2 separate regions of the Mus musculus genome follow, and region 2 is linked to region 1. The links are chromatin contacts, found by Hi-C or POLR2A ChIA-PET in ENCODE. All regions are on one chromosome and are shown on one strand. Each heading gives the region's core, a stretch centred on a gene start or an enhancer-like site at or near the end of the contact. The rest is flanking DNA. Distances are from core to core; before and after follow the strand shown.

Region 1 (7,966 bases), core at 2,801-5,300:
CTCAAGCAGGTCAGGAAGCAGGAGCTGATGCAGAGGCCATGGAGGGATGTTCTTTATTGGCTTGCTTCCCCTAGCTTGCTCAGCCTGCTCTCTTATAGAACCCAAGACTACCAGCCCAGAGATGGTCCCACCCACTAGGGGCCTTCCCCCCTTGATCACTAATTGAGAAAATGCCTTACAGTTGGTTCTCATAGAGGCATTTTCTCAACTGAAGCTCCTTTCTCTGTGATAACTCCAGCTGTGTCAAGTTGACACAAAACTAGCCAGTACAGGCACTATTAGGAGGTGTGGCCTTGTTGAAGTAAGTGTGGCCTTATTGAAGGAAGTGTGTTACTGTGGTGGTGGGCTTTGAGGTTCTATGCTCAAGTTCCACCCAGTAAAGAAGAGTCCATCTTCTCCTGACTGCATTCGGATCCAGATGTAAAACTGTAGGCTCCTTCTCCAGCTCCATTTCTGCCTGGACCCCTGTCTTGCTTCCCACCATGATAACAATGGACTGAACCTCTGAAACTGTAAGCCAGCCCCAATTAACTGTTGTCCTTTATAAAGAGTTGCCTTGGTCATGGTGTCTCTTCACAGCAATGGAACACAAACTAAGACATATACCTAGCTGTGTTTTAATAAAGATTTATTGCCAGGCATGATGAAACATGCCTTTAATCACATCACTCAGGAGGTAGAGACAGGTGGGTCTCTGTGGGCCTAAGGCCAACATGATCTACATAGCAAATTCCTTGTAAACCAAAGCTACATAGGGAGACCATGTCTTAAAAAATGAAGGAAGGAAATATGTGATCTATAAATATTCACAAAATATACTAATAACATAAATCAGCAAAGAAAGGGATAAGCAGTTATAAACACATCCTGCTCTTGAATAGGACCCAAATTCAGTTCCCAGCACCCGTGTCAGATGGCTGACAAACACCTACAGCTTCACCTCCAGGGGATATGACAGTCTCTTCTGGCCTCTATGGGCACTTGCCCTCACATTAACATAACTACACAGAGACAAACACAGACACACACACAATTAAAACCAACTTTCTTTTACATATAGCAAATCTATTAAAATTATTTTTTTAAAAAAACATACAAAGTAGAACCAACAAGCAGTATACAAATCCACCAGGCCCTCAGTGTCTGTGGGTTTCCATACATAGATTCATTTAATCATAGATCAATAATAACATTTGGGGGAAAACTTGCATCTGGAGTAAATATGGGCAGACATTTTTTTCTCTTGTCACTAGTCCCTTACCAATATAGTATAACAACTATTCATGTATCTTTTACATATGTATCATTATTAACCTAGAAATAATTTAAAGTATATCATAAGCTGTGCATGTATTATATTCAAATCTATGTGTTGAGCACCCATAGATTATGATGTCCATGAAGCATGTCTTGGAACCAACTCCCCATGTATAGTTTCAGTAGTGCCACCTTTTATAGGGATTGCTATATAGCACTTATTGAATGCTTGGTAGGTCGATTGAGAAACAAGTACTTTATTCTGCGCATTTATCAAGGCCTTACACTAAAATAGATTCTAGAATCTATTCTAAAATCAGCAGTGAGTTCTATATCTAGAGGAGGGTATTCAATTGACATTGTCTTTGCTCCTATAGAATTTGTGTTTGCCAAGTTTTTGTATGTTATCAACCCATATATAGGGGATATACACACACACACACACACACACATATAGAATATTTCACACCATGAGTCAATTACAAATTTTGCTTTAAAGCTAGCAGCCAATACAAAAAGGAATCATTGCTGGTTAGTTTTTATCAATTTGACATAGAGTGTCCCAGGAAGGCATAACTTTTGAATAATTGCCTCCATGAAATTGTGGGACATTCTCTTGATTAATAACTAATTTGGGAGTGTTAAGCCCCCTGTGGGCTGTGTCATTCCTGTGCAAGTTGTCCTGGGTTATAGAAGAAAGCAAGCTGGACAAGTCATGGGAGCAAGCCAGTAAGCAGTGTTCCTCCATGGTCTCTGATTCAGTTCCTGTCTTGAGCCCTGCCTTGGTCTCTCCAAATGATAGAATGTAAGCTGTAAGCCAAATAAAGTTTGCTTCCCCAGGTAGTTTTTGGTCAGTGTTTCATCACAGCAACAGGGAGGCAAACTAGAATAGAGGTCTTCATGTTTATAAAACATTGGTTTAAAAACAACCCAAACCTCCAGAAACAGAAAACACAAGTGAAAGTTCTCCAAGGACTGTTGCCGCCTAGGACACTGGGGTAGGTGGCTGTAGTTATGCATAGGACTTTAACAGCCTTGGTGTAAATGTTAATAAGATTGCATACTATAATGTGAGTTGATAACATATTAAAACTTGGCAAACACAAATTCTATAGGAGCAAAGACAATGTCAATTGAATGCCCTCCTCTAGATATAGAACTTGCTGCTGACTTGCCTCAATTCTAAAATCTATTTTACTGTATTTATGTAAGACTTTGATTAATGCTCAGAAAATAAGCACTCGTTTCTCAATCGACCTACCAAGCACTCAATAGGCACTGTATAGTAATCCCTATAAAAGGTGGCTCTATTGAAAGCAGATTTTGCAAGGAGCGAAATACTGATAGTGTTTCTGTTGTCAGTGAAAGGCTTGCCGAGGAGACATGCCTTTTTTATGAGAGGCGGTCTCTCAGCTCTTGTTTTTTCAAGGAAGAAATTCAGAGGAGACACACAGTGTAAGCAGTTTATCTAACAAAGCAAGCGAAGATTTCAAGGAGTGAGCTGTTCCAAAGAGAAGGGCAAGAGCACAGTAGATTCCCCGTCGTATTTTTTTTTTAATTCTTACATTTATAAAGTGGGTGTCATAGTGATAGAGTAGGGCGAGCCTTTTTCTTTCCTAAGTCACGGTGGGTCAGATCACTTTTGAAGGATATTTCTTCTCAGGATCCTCTAGAAAAGCTTATCCTGGCCAAGCCCACAATGAAAATAATATCGTAATGAAGTCATGGTCTCTGCAGGATGCTGACCCTTCACTGGTGCACACGTAGGCAAATACCCCGGTACCTTAGTTGTTGATGCGGTATGAGCAACCTATCTTCATTCCCAAGGACAGTCAACGGTAAAGGGCACTCTGACCCGCAGCTGACACAGCTGCGCAGATAAAGCTGCAGTTTTCTTGGCCCACATATCTGATTTCTTTTGAGATTGCTCAAGATCTCATGATTGATCTCATACTGTCCGTTACGATATTTTCTTGCTCCACAATTAAGACATCTTGCTTTTAAAAAACAATTGAGAGTTTATCATAAAAGTTTGAGTCTGGGATTGACGGCCCAGGTGTGTACCTTTAATCCCAGCACTCAGGAGGCAGAGGCAGATGGGTCTCTGAGTTTGAGGCCAGCCTGGTCTACACGGTGAGTTCCAAGACAGCCAATGCTACATAGAGAAACCCTGTCTCAACAAACAAAACAAAACAAAAAAAGAAAAGAAAAGAAAAAGGCTGGGGACAGAGTTTTACACTAGCTTATCCAAATGTACAAAGAGAAGCAGAACTTAGGCTATCTTCCAAAACACAATTTCTCTGTGTTACTGCTCCTGTCTATCTCCTATCCAAGAGTTCTATCCCTGTACCCCGAAAAGAGAACCACAGCTCAACTCCTTGATTGATAGGAACCCAACACGGTCAGAAAGACTCTGAGCTAGCATCAAGTATCTTTGGAACGCAAAGAGCATAAGCTCTAATGAAAAGAAAAATGAAACGTGAAGACAAAGGAAAAATACTGCATTTCATTCTATTATCACAGAGCAAGGAGCTTCAGCGAGGAGGGACTCAGCTCTGGCTATTCTCGACAAAATGATGCGTGTGGTCCCTCTAGAACCTTCCTGGATAGCCAAGGCTCCCCCACTCTCAGAACCACACCCACACAACCCGGCTTTCCTCGCGGGCGGAGGCCCTGGGCTCAGAGCGAGCGCGGCCGCTAGGTGTCGCCCGAGGTCCCGCCCCCAGGGAGTGAGAGTAGTTCCGGGTTGTCCGCCGACTCCGCTCTAGCCATCAAGCTTCCGCCTCTCTCCTGCTCTCTGGAGCTGGGAAGCAAGTAAAGGGGGGCGGGCCTTCCGGGGACGCGCGTGCGCGAGGTCAGGAGCAGGTAAGGCAAGCGGAGCGCTGGGGTCACAGCAGAGGGCGGCGGCGGTGCGGGCGGACCCGGGTCCCTAACCTGGTGGAATTGCCAGATCCAGTCGAGTCAGTTAGGGGCCTTCCTGGAGCTTCCACGTGTACCCCACAAACACCCGAGGCTTTCCCCTTATCCTGTGGGGAACTGAACAAACCAAAAACGCACTTCCTTTCTCCTAGTGAGCCCGCCCTCGCACTCAGTTTTGTGTGGGATGCGCCGGCGATATTTGTTGATTGTTATTTAAAATGCAGTTTAGATGATGCTTGGGAAAATGAATGACTCTACTACAGCTTCCAGCGCCGGAGGAGTGCGCGAATCAGACAGCGGAGAGTATGAGTTGTGCATGCTGAACAAAAAAAAAAAAATAAAGTTATCTGTTCGGAGGGGTTCATGCCCTGTGACCCAGTAAAATAATTGGTACCAGTTTTTAAATGCTCTGAGCACGTTGCTTCTCAGTAACAACTCGTATGCATTCCTTGGGTCGTGATTAGGCAGGCACTATGCCTTCAGCTTTCCTTGTCAGTCGAAACTCAAATAATAAGGTAAATTGTACTCCTGATGTTGATAATTGACCTACACTTATACCCACACAAGTGTACCTGCAAGCATTTTAAATAAATAGATCCATGAGAAAGATAAACTTATCTTTTTATGCCAAAAGGGGAAAAAAGAGTTCTGAATTTTCAGATGTGGGCTTTATGTGTTTTGCTTGACATATTTAAGTAATTTGGTTTTGCTTCTCATTTTCAACGGTTATTTTCACCTGTATTTTTCTTTCATTCACATTTAAAGAAACATGATATTTCAAAGGAACTAATTTGTGAGGCTGAAGAGATGGCTCAGTAGTTAATAGAGCATATTGCTCTTGCAGGATCCAGGTTGAGTTTCTAGTCAGATAACTCACAACCACGTATAACACCATTATAGGGCAGAGGTTCTCAACCTGTGAGTCACATATCAGATATCCTGCATATCAGATATTTACATTACAATTCATAAATTCATAACAATAGCAGAACTGCAGTTATGAAGTAGAAATGAAATAATTTTATGGTAGAGGGGTCAGCACGACATAAGGAACTGTATTAAAGGAACGCCGCATTAGGAAGATTGAGAACTACTGGTCTAGGGGAACCCTCTCCATCTTGCCTCCCTGGGAACATAGTCACACAGACCCACCCACAAATAACTTTTGTTTGTTTGTTTTTAATTTTTACCCTATTGTGTAACTCCTAGGATAATTTTATGTGAATTGAAATCTAATTGGCATGTAAATCATTTGACTTAATGTTATATAATTTAAAAGGTTATATTCTTTCATAAAATTGAAATCCTTTAGGAAAGCATACTGAAATCTCAAAACGTCCTAAATTTTTAAATAGCCCTTTACATGTATGTGTGTGTGCTCAGGCATGCAGAGGTCACCTTAGGGGAGTCCCAGAGATCACAGTCAGATGGCAGGCCTGGTGACAAGCACCTAAACTGCTAAGCCATCTTTCCAGCCTCTTCTTTTTTTTTTTTTTTTAAGTTAAAGAAGGGAGAAGGGAGGTAGCAATGCATCCGCCCTAGGACCAGTTACAGAAAGCAGGCATTTTAGCCTGTGTTTTTGTGGTGAGACAGGGTCTCACCATGTAGCCCTGGCTTGCCTAAAATTTCACTTAGAACAAGACTGGTCTTGAACGCACAGAGAACCACTAGCCTGTGCTTTGAAGTGCCAGGTTTGAAGGCCACAACTGACCTCTGTTGGTTTATTTATGTGTTGTTTATACTTAAAGTTTAACAGACCAGTGAGATGGCTCAATGGACAAAGACACTGCAGTCAACCCTAATGACTAGGGACGATTAAATGTCCTCATACCTCCACCTGTGTATTGTAGCACATGTGTGTCCATATATACATACATACATACCAGCACAAAATAAACGAATGCAATTTTTGAAGCTTTTTTAAAAAGTACATCGTGTGTGTGTGTGTGTGTGTGTGTGTGTGTGTGTGTGTGTGTGTGTGTGTTAGTTAAGCTAAAGCCACCATGCTGGGAGTAGGGCTGAGTCAGGGACTCGGGTCTAAAGAGGATTATTCTCTCTCTTTGTCATAAGAGAGAGAAGGCTGTCATTTTAAGACTTGGCTTTTGTGGTCTGTGTTGCCATGGAGTCTAATCAGATCTTACGGCTGATTATATATCCCACCTGTGTGCTACACTGCAAAGTGGCTATGGAGTTACCTTAGCATAGCTGCTGTCTACAGGCTTCCTCTCCTTCCTGCCTGTCAGGTTACCAAGGTTCTGGCTGCCCCCGTTCCCCTCGTCAGGCTTTGTAAATGAGGGTATCATTTCAGGGAGGCGCAGGAGTAACTGTGTAATTGTGCACTCAAAGGAGTCAACAAATGAACACTATTCACTGAACCCACGAGCACCAAGCTATCAGAGGGGTTTAGGGTTGTTCCTTCTGTGGGTTACCATTTACTGGGTGCCACTGCTCTCCTGACGTCTCACAGTATCCCTGCAGTCTTGAATTTCAGAAAGATGGAAATTAGAATTTAGACAGGCAGAGTTCAGAATAGATCAAATGACAGAGCCAGGATACAAAGCCAGGTCTCATCCTGTAGGCTCTATTTAAGAAGAAAGTGATTGGGAATTCAAGATGTATTTTCCTTTAGATGTTGTAGCAAATGATAGTTCCCAGCCTGCTTTAACGTATCTCTGGAAATGCTAGGCAATTACAGTGAAAAATCTATTCCGATGCTATACTAGTAACTAAGTAAAAAGAGGACAAAATGAATGGAGGAAAAAGTTTGTTTAAACTTGTGTTTGGAAAAAGTCAAGGTTTCAAGAGAGGTTTTTTCGTTGTTATTTGTGGTGGTGGTGGTGGTGGTGGTGGTGGTGGTGGTGGTGTTTAAAACATACATAGAAACATGGCTGCTTCTGAAGACGTGTGGACATCTAATGGCCCTGGAAGGGTTATGACACTGTTATATTCTCCTTAGATGTAAACTGATAAAAAATGAAACCTCGGGCTGATGAGATGGCTCAGTGGGTAAGAGCACCCGACTGCTCTTCCGAAGGTCAGGAGTTCAAATCCCAGCAACCACATGGTGGCTCACAACCATCCATAACGAGATCTGACTCCCTCTCCTGGAGTGTCTGAGGGCAGCTACAGTGTACTTACATATAATAAATAAATAAATCTTTAAAAAAAAAAAAAAAAAAATGAAACCTCCATTCTGATGATATCAGCCCAAACCCATCTGCATCCACACAGTCCACCCTGGATTGCAGGATGTAAAAGGGGAAGAGCAAAGAAAGCTATGGTAGCCCAGATTGGTTTGAACGAGACCGTGAGTCTTCTCCCCTGGCTAGCCTTTGGGTGGCACTGCTGGCCCAAGATCATCTAGTTGGCATTCAGAGTAATAATGGTTTGACATTATTAGTTGCTCTAAGGTCAACCTCTGTTCTGTCTCTGGATGTTGAAATAGCATTAAAACTCTGCTCATCCAAGCACTGTTTTGCAATGCATCAGGTGCCCTCTACCTAGTCTTGTCTTTTAGCAGATGTGTGGGAACCTCTTCTCTGCAGGTGGCATTTTATTGGCATTCTTGTTTCCTCCCACGCTCTCCCGGCATTTCTATTTTTGAAGTATTAGTTTGATGGAAGCATACTTTGCTTTGCAAGGGTAGAGTGCAGAACTCTGAAGAAAGAGCTGTTCTACGTTAGCGCCTTCTCATTAGGTTTTGGGTTAGTTCTCCCATTCGCTTTTTCAAGATAGATTTATGCCTTTTTTACATTTAAAAGCTAGCTCCTCCACATCTCAACCAAACTAC
Region 2 (7,966 bases), core at 1,685-4,184, 510 kb before region 1:
TCCCTCTCACTATATATATATATATATATATATATATATATATATATATATATATTATTATCTAAACAGATAAAAATTATTTCTCTCTGTAACTTCCCTTGGTTAAAATCCCTCTCCTAGGAAGAAAAAGCCACACTGCAAACATCAATGAAGCCATCTAGGCTGATACAAAAGAAAAAGAAAAAGAAAATTCCCAAAGGTCCACATAATTGACCTCTCTCATCTGATCCTAATCACTTATTCATTCAAGAGGCCTTTAATGAATACCTACTCTATGTTAAGGGCTAGGGCAGAGAAGAGTAAGTCCCACTCTCAAATGCTCAGAAATCTTAAATCCCTAACTGCAATACAACCATACAGGCAAAGCTGCAACACCATAAGATACATGTTGGGGAATGAGAACAGGATCTACCCTGAGTTCAGAAAAACAGGCCTAACTGGGATGGAGCTGAAGGAGCCAGAGTCCTGCAGGTCAGAAGTCAGAGTAAAGGAGTTAGGTATATGCTATGGCCTGAATACCTATTCCCACTGAAATGGTATTAGGATGTAGAAATAATGGGGTCCTAAGGATGCTGTCCTCATGAATGGACTAGTACCCCTCTAAGAAGACAGCCTCACATCCCTTCCACCTCCAAACCATCTGAAAACACAGCAATGAGACAGCCATTTGCAAACTAGGAAGAGGGTACCATGCCCAGTGCCAACAACCATTGTGGGTTCATACTTCCAGTTTGCACATTGTAAAAAGTAATCTTTGTTATTTAAGCTATCCCAGTTATAACGACCTGAACTAATAAGTATACAAAGGCAGTGTGTGTGTGTGTGTGTGTGTGTGTGTGATTTGAAAAACACAGGTAAGTAGTAGACTGAAGTAATTTCTCTTCTCAACCATTACTAAAACTAAGAATCTTATAACAAAAGACATATTAACAAGGAAAAAGCATATACATCTATTCAATGTGAGCTTTCATGACACAGAACCTTCAGAAATAAATCCCTGTGTGTGTGGTCAATTTGATGAAAAGCAGTAAGTTCTACAGAAACATGACTGAACAAGGTGCTATGACTTAAAAGACCAGCAAGGTCTGTTTGTTTGGGTTCTTCTGTGTCCCTTCATCTTAAGAAATAAAAGTACTATTTCTTTTCCTACAAGCATCTGACAGGTAGCTCTAACACAAGAGCCTTATACAGGAAGTCTGCTTCAGGTTAGCAACAACTTCCTGCTTCTACTGTTTCCCCAACTGCCAATGTACGACTTGGGGATGACCATGCCCTAAACACCATCGATATTATACATACAGGATAGCATCTACAACAGTGACTCCCAGCCCTTACTGTCTTTATTAAACCTTATTTAAAATGCACAAAATTTGTTGTAAATATATATTCTTGGTCATCATCTTCCTTCCCCAAAAGCCTACTTTGTTCCTGAACTGAGTAGTCATATGATTTTTAGTTAGCAGTTACTAACATAATTGCAATGGAGGTTGCAAACACACCAGACATTAAAAATCAATGTTTTAAGATGAACGATGGGGTCATGGGGAGGGGGAAGATTTGAAAAGGCTTTGAATCCGCACTAAGGTCTTTGGATATTATGTTTAAAACAATATTATGTTTAAAACTTGAGATTTTTTTTTTTTAGCAGATGAATAACAATCACATTTGAGGTGCAGAATATAAAACAGACTGCCAGAACCTGAAAGTAAATCTAAAAGGAGCCATTCGAGGGGTGACTGCCACAAATTCTAGACAAGAGTCAACAAATGATTTGGAGGTCTTTATGAAATAGAAATGGGCAGGGCTTGATGATCAACTGATTGCAAGAGGTGAAGGACGAGGAAACGGAGCCAGGTTTTGTGCTTGGGCAACGGATTGTTAAGTGATTTCAAGGCTTTGGATTTACATTGTAGGTTTGTGGGGAAACAGTGTGCAGTTAAGGAGACTCTAGACTGTTCCACCTGCTGGAAGGCTGGAACATCACCCAAGTAGAGAGGGGCATGGAACGAATATCGGACAGTCGACAACACTCTGAGTGGACTGTCTTTTTAAAAAGCCACGCCCACCCTGTCTTAAATGCTTTCTATATTATTAAAAGATGAGGGAAATATGCAGGCAGCCTAGTGTGCAAAGAGGACTGGCCAAGGTGCTTAACGAAATCCTAGCTTTGTCGTTTACAGATGGTGAGACCCTGGATAAGTCAATTAACATTTTCCCTAGAGAAAAAGGGAAACACCATTAATTTTTGCAGTGAAGCAGTTGTGAATAAAATCTGTATTTGTCTTCACAATCTGTAATACATTCAGTGTATATTCCCTTCTCAGTAGCCAAAATTTTCATTCTCACTAATGTCAGTTAAAAATCTCAAATTTTATGCCTAAATTAACATATCTTTGCCTTCCAAACAGGCTTTCCCCAAACCCAAAAACTCTCAAATTCTGACCCTCTTCTGACAAGAAAAGTAGGGGTTTTCTCACTAAAGAGCTTTTTAGAACAGATTCTAGTCATCCACATCTGCAGAACCTAATAAATAGAACGAATGAACCGACCCACCCTTTAGGGTTCAAATATTACTGGCCCCGTTTTTTTGTTCCGGAGTACCCCACAGCCCAAGGTGGGAAGTAGCTGAGGGGTTCACAGGTTAGGGACGGCTCTGGGACTCGAACCGGCACACCTGACTCGCAGGGACAACGGGCGTGCACGCCATGCTGGCCCGGCCCAATCTCCCCTCCTCCCGCCCCACCGCAGTCAGCAACCGCGTGGCCGATCCCCGGACGCCAGGCGGGTTCCCCGGACGCTCTGCTCAACGCAGCCACCAGCGGCTGCGCTCCACACCCTGACAACACACATCCCGCGGCCCTAGCTTGCTCCCCGAACTCACCGCTGCCCGCCGCTCAGCGCCCGGCCTTTCCTGTGTGCTCTCACAAAACTCTCCCTCTCTTTTCAGGGAAACCGCTCCCTCTGCTCTCGGGTTCCGACGCGGAGCAGCGCGAGCCAGGCGGGGGCGAGCCCTCCCGTGACCTAGGGATGGGCTCGCAGCAGCCACCGCCCTCCCTTCCCTTTCTCTCACATTACTTGTTCATTCAATCTTTCATCTATCCATCTGTCGCCAGCCAGTCGTTTCTGGAAAGTTCACAATACATAATAAGAACAGTTTTACGATTTGGAACTAAATCAGAAAGTAATTAAATGGCTAAGGCATAGTGGTAAATGAAACAAAATAAAACAAAACCCAGCGACAGGGCGGGAGATGAGGAGGCACTGTGTTAAATTAACGAGCGGAAGTTTGAGCTCCAGAGAGCAGGAAGATGATGATCAGGTCTGGATGCACGGAAGAGCAGGGTGGGGTGGGAGTGGGGCTGAGGCTGGGGAAATCAGGCACAAAATCACAGAACCCTTAGGCCTGTGTGCTGGAGGCAGAAAGAGCTATGAGAAAAGGGAGCCATGCAGCAGGAGAGCCCACAGGGGTGTTGGACAACAGAAAAATGTGTCTTGTTAAAATATAAAGATCGCTGGGCTGAAGATGAAGGGCAGGTGCAGAGAAGCTTCCTGTTAGCTGCCTTACACCAAGGCAGTTACAAAAACTTTTTATCTTGCCACCTTTCACTGCGAGGAAGATGTCAACAAAATAAAACAGATTTTGCTGCAAAGAGGACTCTTAGAAGTCTGCCCTGAGGGCACAACATTGCTGTCTTAAATGGGAACAGTTTTTCAGTAGGAACATCTTCAAATGGGAACTCGCCTGAGATGTCCCAAGACTGGATCCACTAATATTTGATCTCTAGGGACTCCCATCTTCCACAAGATGTACAAGCAATTAAAGGTTACTGGGCCAGAGGGGCTGAGGAGTGTTGAGGGAACTTCTTCACTGGTATTGCCTCCTCTAAGTTGCTCATGTTCCTATAGGTAATTCCTCACTACCCCAATCAAATTCATGGATCCACAAATCTAGACTTTAGTGGAATCATTTCTTCGGGGTCTGTTCCTGTCACTATCTGGAGAAAATAGACATTTCTTCACTGCTGTCTCCCTAGGAAACAGGAAATAAATGTATTCTGAGCCAAGTATGAATGGCAATGGTTTTGGAACACAGATTCAAGTTGCCCTGAATGACACGTTCCACCGTAGAATAGGTTAGTTGGACACTTATGAATCAGAAAATAAAATAAAGCCATGAGCCCATTTGTCTTAGTCAGGGTTTCTATTCCCGAACAAACATGACCAAGAAGCAGTTGGGGAGGAAAGGGTTTATTCAGCTTACACTTCCATATTGCTGTTCATCATCAAAGGAAGTCAGGACTGGAACTCAGACAGGTTAGAAAGCAGGTGCTGATGCAGAAGCCATGGAGAGATGTTCCTTACTGGTTTGCTTCCCCTGGCTTGCTCAGCCTGCTCTCTTATAGAACCCAAGACTACCAGCCCAGTGATGGTCCCACCCACAAGGGGCCTTTCCCCCTTGATCACTAGTTGAGAAAAATCTCATGGAGGCATTTCCCCAACTGAAGCTCCTTTCTCTGTGATAATTCCAACTGTGTCAAGTTGACACAAAACTAGCCAGTACAATTGACCCCTTGTCAACTTGACACACAAACACATCACTAGTAAGCCTCAACCCTTACATTCTTATTCATCCCCAAGATCTAAATAACTTTAAAAGTCCCACAGTCTCTACATATTCTTAAAATATCCATCTCTTTTAAAACCCAAAGCCTTTTTACAATTAAAAGTCTCTTAACTGTGGGCTCCACTAAAAATAGTTTCTTACTTCAAGAGGGAAAAACATCAGGGCACAGTCACAATCAAAAGCAAAAATTAAACTCCAACTGTCCAATGTCTGGGATCAAACTCACAATCTTCTGGGCTCCTCCAAGGGCTTGGGTCACTTCTCCAGCCCTGTCCTTTGTAGCACTCATTTTGTCTTCTAGGCTCCAGCTGCCTGTACTCCACTGTTGCTGCTGTTCTTGGTGGTCATCTCATGGTACTGGCATCTCCAAACACTGTAGTCTTTCGCTGTAACTATGCTTCACCAACAGCCTCTCATAGGCTCTCTTCATGGTGCCAAGCCTCAACTCCTTTACATGACCCCTTCTGTCCTGGAAAATCAATTGCAGCTGAGGCTGCACCTTCACCAATGGCCTTCCATGGCCTCTCACTGTGCTGAGCCTCAGCTGCTCTGCATGACCTCTTCATGCCTTCAAAACCAGTACCACCTGGGTGAATCTTACACATTACCAAGTCCAGCCACAGCACAAGGTACAACCTTGGCCATCTCTGGAATACAGCCTCTGTGCTCTCAAAAACACTTCCCAGAAGATGTCACCTCAATGATGCTGGTCTCTTCTTAATCACTGCTAATTTCTTAGCTCCAGCTAACCAGCATCAATAGTCCCAGAAATGCAAAGTTTTTGCTTTAGTTGTTCTGGTATATTGTTAATCACAGCTGATTCTTCAGCCCCAGCTAACCAGAACTACAGAATCTTCACAATCAAAACAGCAATGGCCCTGAAAAGAGTCTTTAATTTTCCCTCTGAAATTTCACAAGCCAGGCCTCCATTTTCTGCACTGCTCTCAACATTATCTTCCAAGCTCCTACACAATATCTCACAGAGTTTTTAACAGCAAATGGATCTTCTGGCCCAAAGTTCCAAAGTCCTTCCACAGTCCTCCCCAAAACATGGTTAGGTTGTCACAGGAATATTCCACTCTGCTGGTTACCAATTTGTCTTAGTCAGGGTTTCTATTCCTGCACAAACATCATGACCAAGAAGCAAGTTGGAGAGGCAAGGGTTTATTCAGCTTACACTTCCATACTGCTGTTCATCACCAAAGGAAGTCAGGACTGGAACTCAAGCAGGTTAGGAAGCAGGAGCTGATGCAGAGGCCATGGAGGAATGTTCTTTATTGGCTTGCTCAGCCTGCTCTCTTATAGAACCCAAGACTACCAGCCCAGGGATGGTCCCACCCACAAGGGGCCTTTCCCCCTTGATCACTAATTGAGAAAAATGCCTTACAGTTAGATCTCATGGAGGCATTTCCTCAACCGAAGCTCCTTTCTCTGTGATAACTCCAGCTGTGTCAAATTGACAGAAAACTAGCCAGTACACCATTTAAGATGTCAAGTAGGCAGGAAACAGCACCACAGAGAAATCTCTTCCATAGGTTTCAGATGCCATGTGATGGATGACCTTCTTAGATTTGGGTTGGTGGAAGTTTACAGTTATATCATTCCTAAAGTTTTAACTAGTAGTCACAAAGATGGGTTAGGTAGAGAGTTTGGTGGTAAATAGCTACTACAGGCAAGAGAGAAGAAATTTGGCTATCCATCTGTGACATTCCATCTCCCCACTGTCATGAAGTTCTAATCAGTCTACTGGTCTGCAGACTCTTGAATAGCAGTGTACCTTTTTTCCATACAACTCTAGTCCACAGACAACAAAGGCTAACCACTGAGGACAGCTGTGGGCCCACATCAGCATTTGCATGATTTATTTATCAAAACGGTCTTTATCTGCCAATGTATTTAACTCCACCTACATTGCTGTCAATATAAAATCAAAATCCTTCACCCCTCACTTCTGTCACCTGCTTAAATGTTATTGTTCTTTGTTTGGAGTGCCATCTAAGACAGAGTTCTAAGTCACCAATTTGAGCTTCCTCCTGATGGTCACATATTAATAATTATGCTTGTTTTCTCATGTTAATCTCTTTCTTTCTTTCTTTCCTTCTTTCCTTTTTGGGAGTGGAGAGGTCTTCCTCAACTCTTCCTCAAGGACAGAGAAATTAAGCCCCTTTCCTGCATGGGAAAGCTTTTTTGGACACACCACTCAGTAGAATAGGATTCTGTCAGCAGAATTGTTGGGTCTGGTTTACATTTTACAGATATCTCTAGTGCAGTCAGTGGACTCGTAGTAACAAGAGAGCTACACGAACACTGTGCTGATGCAGACCTCCAGATAGTTTAAATTCAGCAACCCTCATGATGGAGGGGGATCAAGCCAAGCAACACAACTTTCTCTCTTCTTTCTTCCATCATTCTGTCACTCAGCATCTGCTGAGAGGCGTGTGATGGGCCGCATGGAAAGGTCTGAGGCTGGCTTCAAGTTTAGTGCCCTCCATGGTGCCCACCCCCACAGGGCTTGCAATCTACCTTCACAAGTCCCATTTCATTTGTTTATAACTTAGACTCCAGATGAATGCTTGAAGAACAACAAAAACATCTGATGAGGTTAAGTGCAGTAAACCATACTCTGTCCTACTTTTCACTGGGACAGTGTGACTTTCCCACCACTCTCCCTGGGAATAGTGTGAACTTCCAACCACTCTCTCCATTTGTCCATTAGAAGATGGGAGAACATCATGCTTTAAAACAATCCCTTAGTGTTCTAAAATAGTTTACTGCTGAGGGAGTCGGTGAATTACTTTCGGAATTTCTTTTCCAACTATCTAACCTGTTCATTTGTGGAAATGAGTCTGTGCAACTGCTTGACTGGAGGCTTGAAACCCCCGAGACCTGTGGGATGATCCAAGGAGAAGGCAAAGAACATGCTTTAGGATTGGGGGCGAGGGGGAGTCCTGAAAATGGGGACAGTGAACTTTGATCAGAAAATGATAGTTTTAAAAAGCCTTAAAAATAATTACATATGCATCTGGGGGGTGAGCGCGCTCGAGCACATGTGTGTGCCTTTCTTATGGCTTATGTCTTGTTTTCTATCTTATATGTGAAGGGAGGACTACACTCCTTTCTGGGCTTAGTACCTCTCAAGATTAGAATCATATATTACTGCCACATGGGCATCGCAGGTGAGTGTGAACTTGGCCACATAGACTGCTTTAATACTCTGAAGTTTGCCTGTGGTTCTCTCCAAGAAACAGAAGGTTTTAATCCTGCAGACCCATTTTAGATTTCTGGTTTCCAAAACTGTAAGATAATACATTGTATGTTAAACTACTGAGTACACAGCAATTT

Evidence for each region. A loop is a pair of places that touch in the nucleus more often than their neighbours do. ChIA-PET counts read pairs that join two places held with the same protein, here RNA polymerase II (POLR2A).
Region 2: a loop to region 1 is called in a map of regulatory T cell, with 5 times the contacts of the local background. The contact joins the promoter of Agk here to the promoter of Mrps33 in region 1. A Hi-C loop is called at or near these places in 2 of 37 maps with a recorded cell type or tissue (regulatory T cell and v-Abl transformed pro-B cells). POLR2A ChIA-PET finds 5 or more read pairs at or near these places in 2 of 5 experiments (both embryonic stem cell).

What each region holds. Positions count from the first base shown.
Region 1 is chr6:39,807,020-39,814,985 of GRCm38, reverse strand. Mrps33 (mitochondrial ribosomal protein S33) reads left to right here and starts at 4,050. Exons shown (of 3, transcript NM_010270.2): 1 at 4,050-4,122.
Region 2 is chr6:40,320,446-40,328,411 of GRCm38, reverse strand. Agk (acylglycerol kinase) reads right to left here and starts at 2,934. Exons shown (of 16, transcript NM_023538.2): 1 at 2,882-2,934.